Regions from separate parts of the Homo sapiens genome. Here region 1 is linked to region 2. The links are chromatin contacts, found by Hi-C or POLR2A ChIA-PET in ENCODE. All regions are on one chromosome and are shown on one strand. The core of a region is the stretch at or near the end of the contact, and the rest is flanking DNA. Distances in the headings are between cores, read along the strand shown.

Region 1 (3,362 bases), core at 677-3,176, 270 kb after region 2:
AAGACCTCTTCACTCTAGAAGATCTTCTGTAGGCCAGGGAAGAGGTTTTGTGGGAAATTTGGGGACCCATGGACATGCTCAATTTAGGACACTTCAGGATGTTTCTGTTGTATCTACCTGGAGAGATCAACCTGGAAAAATAGTCCTGCTACTTTACCAGGACTATCAGCCAGAAGCTATGCAGGAGAGTGCTCCAAGTCATACCACAGTCAGGCCAGATGGAGAGGCCCAGAACCTTCATTCTGAAACCACTTTCTTAGTTCTAGGAATTTTAACTTTTGAAAAGATGGAGTTTAGAGACACTCTGGGAATTATCTAAGTTGATCACTTTATTTTTTGCGAAGCTGATGCTCACATAAATGAGATGATTGTTAGGCCCTAGAATTAGTTAGGGCTGAGTTGAATTTGAAACCCAGGTTTTCTAGCACCTAAACCAGAATTCCCTGTGCTAGTTTATATACATATATATACATATATCTTCATATATATGCATATGTATATATATATGCACCTTGTTATATATAAACTTTTGTATATCTTACCTGTTCTAGAAGAGTCTCTGGTGGTGATGGACCAAAAGATCAAATCTGTAAATTATATTCCATTACCAAGAATCTAGGTAATTAACTGCCTAGAGCTCAGTCTGCCCAACTGTAAAATGAGCAGAGTATTCCCTGCATTGGTCTATGTTGCTAGGCTGTTACAAGAATAGATAGGAGTGTCTTGCACACAAAAAATGCTGAAAAAAATTGGCTAAAGAAAGGAGAGAGTTCAGAAAGTCAAAGTTCACACATACACAAGTTATTAGAATTGATCACCATTCTCAGATTCAGAAGCTACTGGTAGTGTTCTCCCTACCCCCAAGATTGGGAGAGCATTAGCCTTTATAGCTAACATTAGGCAACAGAATGGCTTACTATTGGAGCTGGCAACCTGCATGCTTCTACACACAGACCACTGAGACAGGCAACCTCCACACCTTCTACCAACTGCTGATGGGCTGTTGCTTAGACAACCCCACATCCTGGACCCAAGCTCCTAAACAGACCAAGAAGAATAGCAGTGCACTGAAGGTGGAGTAGACAGAGGGAGAAAGAACAAGCAGACCACCTAAAATGATGACCCTAAAGAAATGGAGTGCCTGAACGAATGGGACTGATGTCAATTTGGAAAAGGGGTAGGGAAAGAGAGGGGGAGAGAAAAAGGGGGAGAAGGGGGTGTGAAAGAGAGGGAAGGAGGGAGGAATAAAAAGAATATGAGAATTTAGGAGATTCACATACATATTTGAGACTCAAAGTAGTGACATGGAAGATCAAGTTGAAGGAATATTCTAAAGCCTACGACAAATATCCATATCTCACCATTGTTAGTACAAGGGGCCTGAAATAAAATTCCCTTGGGGTAAGATTGCACACAGGAGGCTACATCTGCTGTGCAGCTCCCCAAAACTTTAGCCACTCTGACTCATCCCAAGGGGAAGAATTTTGGCCACCTGAGTTCCTGACTTGGATTCTGACTGTGGCTTTTAGCCTTTGCATCATCCTGCATCTTAAGGATTGCTCTGTCTGTCTCTCCTTCTCTGTCCTGGGTGAGCAAGCTGCTGGCATCTCCTGTCGGCCACAGGAGGTGTGTTGACAAGGGCCAGGAAATATGTGGGAAGGGGTGGGTTGGGGGGAGTTTCCTAGGCAGCGTTCCTCTAGGAACTTTCTTCTCTAGGAATTCTCTTAGATCAGCATCCATTGCCTGTCCACTGGGTCATAAGCTTTCCTTATGCACGTTCAGTTGTTAAATCTACAACACCTCTCGCCCCCACACAGACTTTCACTCCCGCTCAAGAGAGGGGTCAGGGTGTGTGTGTGTGTTGTGAGCAAACTCCTTCATTGCCATGGACCTGGCAGAGGCACAAGCCAGCCCCATTCCAGGACCATGTGACACTGGCTGGGTTACTCACTTGTTTGCCCTCCAGCAGGGGCAGCCGGGGACACCTCCCTAGAGTGACTACAGCGTTTATCCCTGGGATGACTCAGCCCAAGCCTCCCTCTGCCCAAAAAGGGAATCTGAGGCTGGGGCTGGAGATGGGGCCTGTTGATTAGCCGCATCTATGGTTGGGAGAGCATAGAAACTACCTCTCACCTGGGAAACATGAGGGACAGAGTGAGTAATGCTCAGATCAGTGGCTCAGGAACTCAGCGTGAAACATAAGTTTATTTGAGAAGCTCAAGTGACAGGTGGAGCTTTGCTTCCAGAACCCCAAGGAAGATCCTACTCAGCCACCTAATGATAACATTTTCATTTCAGATTTCCATTCATTTCATCTCACTGACTTCACTCTCACCTTTATTTTGTTTTCGTCATTTCTGGAGTGGGTCAATTACTTAACCCTGAATAGAGATGTGATATAGCAGAGTCTTAGGGTGGGTTCTGGCTGATTCCTCATCAAGAATAAGATTCTATTTCCTTTGTCCTGAACAGGATAATCTCTTCAGATTACAAAGCTGTACCTACCTAGTATTGTTTGTTGATGTTTCTGTTGTTTATAAACACTGGTCTCATCTCTCCAAGAGCATAATACATTCCTCAAAAGCACTCGCTTCCCTTATAGTTCTAATTCCTCATGGCACTCTCTGAGAAGCACATGTGGATACTTAACACTTGTTACTTGATTGTTCTCAATCTTAAATACCTGGAAGAAAAGGCATTTCCACAACCTCACCAGTCACCAAATCCAAGAACTAAATTCAGCAAGATCGAGTTTTTGATAGCAAAATTAAAGTTACCATATTTTACACCATTTCACCAACAACATCTGTAGTTTAATTGGTTAATTTCCATCTGCTGGCCTTCTAGCTAACTCTGAGGCATTCCCCTGATGTTACTATTATAATTGTTCCTAGAGGTCTACGATAAAAACAACGGTTATTTGTAGAGGCTTAATCACACACAAAGTGATTTCACAGGTATTTCTACTTAGAGCATCACCCTCTGTGGCGGCTATAATTGCACTTCTCAGATCTCCGACATCGGGGAGCAACATCAGGGACCATAATTAACTCAGCGCAGACGGGGCTCTAAAATCCATCATGCGTTTGTGATGTGGTCTGATGGCCCTTTCAGCCTCTCCACGCTCCTGGGCTATTTTATCTCACAGGTGTTTCCCCTAACAAAATGTTCTTGCACACATTCTGTCTTCACATCTGTTTTTCTGAGAACCCACTCCCTCGAACCTAGCTTGACGAGCCCCTTCTCTGGGTCTCCAGAGCACCCTGGATCTGTCTCCATCAGAGAATTCCGCATGCCGCGTTACACTGTCTGTCTCCATGTTAGACCTGGATCCACAACCGTGCTGTAATGAGGTGAATGTA
Region 2 (3,845 bases), core at 152-2,651:
AAGTACTTGCTCTCATAAAAATTGTCACTGAGGAAAAGAAGGCAGTAAATTATAGCAATATATTGATCAGAATCCAGGTCAAGTAAATTTTGCACCCAAAATATCAAAGCTGGATTCATACTGCTCACTTCCACCTGTGAATGTCTAGCTACATATAGTTTTTAAATTTACAAAATAATACTGAAATGTCAGATTAGCAGACCAAAAAAAAATTTTTTTTCAAGAGAATAGTTGCTTTAGACCCTCACAGCTTTATCCCCTACTAAAGTCAACACGTAAACTGAACTTTGAAAAGATATTTTATGTGTTGCAGGCAATTTTCACAGATGGAAATTAACTGAGTTAGTAAAATTCTGAATTACAGAAGATTCTAAAATAATTGTGATTGTAATACTGTTTCATACAGTAACAGCAGTTGTGTAAACTGTTGACCCAAGTAGGGTCTGAATTAATGAGTAAAAAAAAAGAAGTAATGCCCTTACATTTGTATAACATTTACCAACATATAAAGCATTTTCATATTTGCTTATTTAATTACAATGCTGTGAAGCAGTTAAGAAAAACTCTAATGTCGGCAGATTTCCCAGCATCACAAAGAATATAAATGTGGTAGAGCAAGACCTTGACCCTTGATTATCAGCCTCCAAAGCCAATACTCTTCACATCACAAAACTCTGTTCCAGTTCTAATTAATTACAGATCATTGACAATAAACAATTTATTGGCTGAAGTCCATATAATCATTTCCTCTGATTTATTTTACGTTTCTTCTTCTTAACTGCCTTTTACATGGCAGCTGCAGAGATACACTGCTATCAGGCCTGGATTGAATTATTATACATTCCTACTGAGTGAAATCACAATTGATAAGGCTTTGGTATAATTGAAAAGATTGTTGGCGTGTTTTGTTTTATTTAATTGCATCAAGAAGCCTGAGAAGAAGTGGGAAGCTGAAAGCAAGAGCAAGTGACTAGGAAGGGAACAGGATGAACAGCACTGCCCAGGGACTTTAAAAGAAGAATCTGGAGGTGTGACAAGATAAGAGAGGGACTGGATGAGTGGGTCTGATGTGCGACAAGATAAGAGAGGGACTGGATGAATGGGTCTGATATGCGACAAGATAAGAGAGGGATTGGATGAATGGGTCTGATGTGAAGAGGATAAGAAAGTCACAGAAGCAGCTGGTTCTGTTATGCCACACTCACAATAACATAAAAAGCCCACATAGCACAGACTAATTTGGCAGTAATCTGAAATAGAAATGCATTAATCCAATTACTCTTCTTGGCAGCCCAAACCACCTACTACCTACGAGCTTTTAGAATCTTAACTCCAGGGCTAGGATGACAAAATGAGTTCCCAGAATAAACAAATCCCATTTTAGGGCAGGATGAGTCATCTTGGGAGGCCTTTATGGCCAGGGGCCATGTTTCCTCCCTGACGTGAATGAAGCCAGCTTCCTACTTTGTGTCTAGGAAGCCTCTCCCTCCTCTGTCCTATCCTCTAACCAGTGCCCACAGCTTTGAAAGATAAACCAAAGTTTGTCTTTTTTCATTTATAGTCACAGTTGTTGCTCATCTCATGGACAAGATTTCTGCTATCCTCAGATGTGTAGATTAGTCAAATATGGGTGTGTAACATCTCAGATGATTGAATTTATAAAACATTGCTGGGCTAGAGAAGGAATATTATTAGGCACTACCTGGGGAGAAATTGAAGATAAATATCTTAAAATTTGAGAATTGGAAAAAATGTTGATTTCTTTTTTTGTGTGGCAGTGAAGCCTTTCCTTCTTGCAGATAAATAGTTAAAATATATAAAACTGGAACTTGATCTATTTCAAAAACATGAGATTTTATAATTAGAAAGAACCTACAAATGAGATAGCAAATAGTTCATATTTCACCTACGGATGTGACCAGTTTTTGGTGACCATCTGCGTCATGTTGAGATGAATGGATGTGTTTGGGCTTAGGCAAAAAGGTGGTCATGATGGATGGATGGATTGCTAATGGCTGCTCTCAAGTTCACTATTGTAAATTTTAAACACAAATAAAATCCTACAGTGGTCACATAATGTGACAATGGTAGTAACTCAAGTTCTTTTTCTTTGTCTTTACAATCACTGAACCATCATATTTGTCTCCAATCTACTGTTCAGATTTGGTACTATGTAGCATCACAGGGCTTGGAGATAAACTGCACTGCACTCGAAGCAAGCTGGAATCATTCTAAATCATCACAAACTTCCCCTCAAAACAAATGGCTGTAGTTGAGTCCACACATTGTTCCTTATTGACTATATACTGGAGAGTTCCTCCAACTTACTTCGGAATACAATACAATGTTTGTAAAAGAACATAATGTTTATTAAACACATCAATAAGAAAAATGAGCTAATTTGAAACTTACATATATGTTATTAGAACAAACTAGTAACTGTTTAATTATTTAGAGCTTAGGAAAAATGTTTTTCAAGGAAGATATTTTATGATTGACTTTTTTTTAGAATTGCTTGCATCCTGTGAAGACAGACAAGCCAACTTTAGTGAGCTTTTTTTTAAAAAATTATTTTCTATAGACAGTGCATCCCCTTATTGCCTACCTCTGGGCAGACAGCTCCCAAAAGCCCATGCCTACACGCTGCCCATGGCATCTATGCAGGTATTTGACACCCTGATCCTCTATAATCCTCATTCTATGAGCCCCAGTAAAATGACCTATGTAAGATAGTGCAGGTACAGAGCTGGGATTAATACTTCAATTACTTGAATCAGAGGTTGATCTAATTTAATAGATAATCCCAGTTTTTCCTCTGAACTGCAGTGCCACCTCTGTCAAGTATCAACTTTCCATCTAAGTATGAATCTATTTCTGTGCTCCCTATTCTGTTCAATTAATCAATATGCCTATTCCCATGCCAATGTATCTAGCATAATGAAGAAAAACCCTGGATATCAGGTAGGGTAGGTGCCCACCATGATTATTTTCCCTCCAAATTGCCATGGATTTTTGTTGGCTCTGATTTTCTTCATTAAAAATTGTAAGACCAGGCTATCTGGTTCAATGGAGAAAGTTGTTGCGATTTTGATTGGAATTTTGTTTGAATTTATAGATCACTTTGGCAAGCATTGTCACCTTTGCAATGTCTTTTTCCTTTACACAAATTTCATATATCTTTTCTTTTGTTTGCATTAACATCTTTCAAGAATATTTTATATTTTTTCATAAATGTATGGTTACACATTTCACAAGTTGACTTTTAAATGCTATAAATTTTTGTGCTCATGAATTTCCAGCCCTCAGTTTTTGGTGTCTAGAAACATAATTGACCTAGTGTATCAATTTTATTTCATGCACTATGACTAAACTCTTTTATTAATCCTGACACTATACCTGAAAAAGCTTTTGGATTTTCTATGCAGACAATTATGTAACCAATAAATAATCTGCTGGGTTTTCCTTTTTATTCAATTATTTTTTTATTTTACTTAGTTTTTTGTGTGCATATGTTTATTTTTTTGCTTGTCTTATGGCTCTGGCTAGGACCTCTTTTGGGGATCAGGGGAGGACAAGAGTCTTGCTGTGTCACCCAGGCTGGAGTGCAGGAGCACTAACTCCTGGACTCAAGCCATGTTTTGGCCTCAGCCTCCCAAGTAGCTGGGACTACAGGCACGTGCCACAGTGCCCATCTAATTTTAAAATTTTTTGTAGAGACAGGGTCTCGCTATGATCCCCAGACTAGTCTCAAACTCCTGGACTGAAGCAATCCTCCCACTTCAGCCTCTCAAAGCTCTAGGATCATAGACATGAGCCATTGCATCTGACCTCTGGCTAGGACCTCT

The links. Hi-C counts contacts between places; a loop is a spot of excess contacts on that map. ChIA-PET counts read pairs that join two places held with the same protein, here RNA polymerase II (POLR2A).
Region 1: a loop to region 2 is called in a map of PC-3, with 3 times the contacts of the local background. The contact joins two enhancer-like sites. A Hi-C loop is called at or near these places in 2 of 168 maps with a recorded cell type or tissue (PC-3 and PC-9). POLR2A ChIA-PET finds 5 or more read pairs at or near these places in 2 of 52 experiments (Caco-2 and activated CD4-positive, alpha-beta T cell).

The regions. Positions count from the first base shown.
Region 1 is chr1:221,885,330-221,888,691 of GRCh38, forward strand. The region is part of intron 2 of LOC124904517 (a long non-coding RNA gene); the gene reads left to right. Among named protein-coding and RNA genes, the nearest start is that of LINC01655, 46 kb to the left of the region's middle. Within about 2 kb of position 1,927, at least 7 of the 41 ENCODE cell types and tissues checked have a DNase peak (open chromatin) inside an H3K27ac peak, as active enhancers do; they include PC-3, where a contact is called at or near this core.
Region 2 is chr1:221,611,255-221,615,099 of GRCh38, forward strand. No RefSeq gene overlaps it. Among named protein-coding and RNA genes, the nearest start is that of DUSP10, 130 kb to the right of the region's middle. Within about 2 kb of position 1,402, at least 7 of the 41 ENCODE cell types and tissues checked have a DNase peak (open chromatin) inside an H3K27ac peak, as active enhancers do; they include PC-3, where a contact is called at or near this core.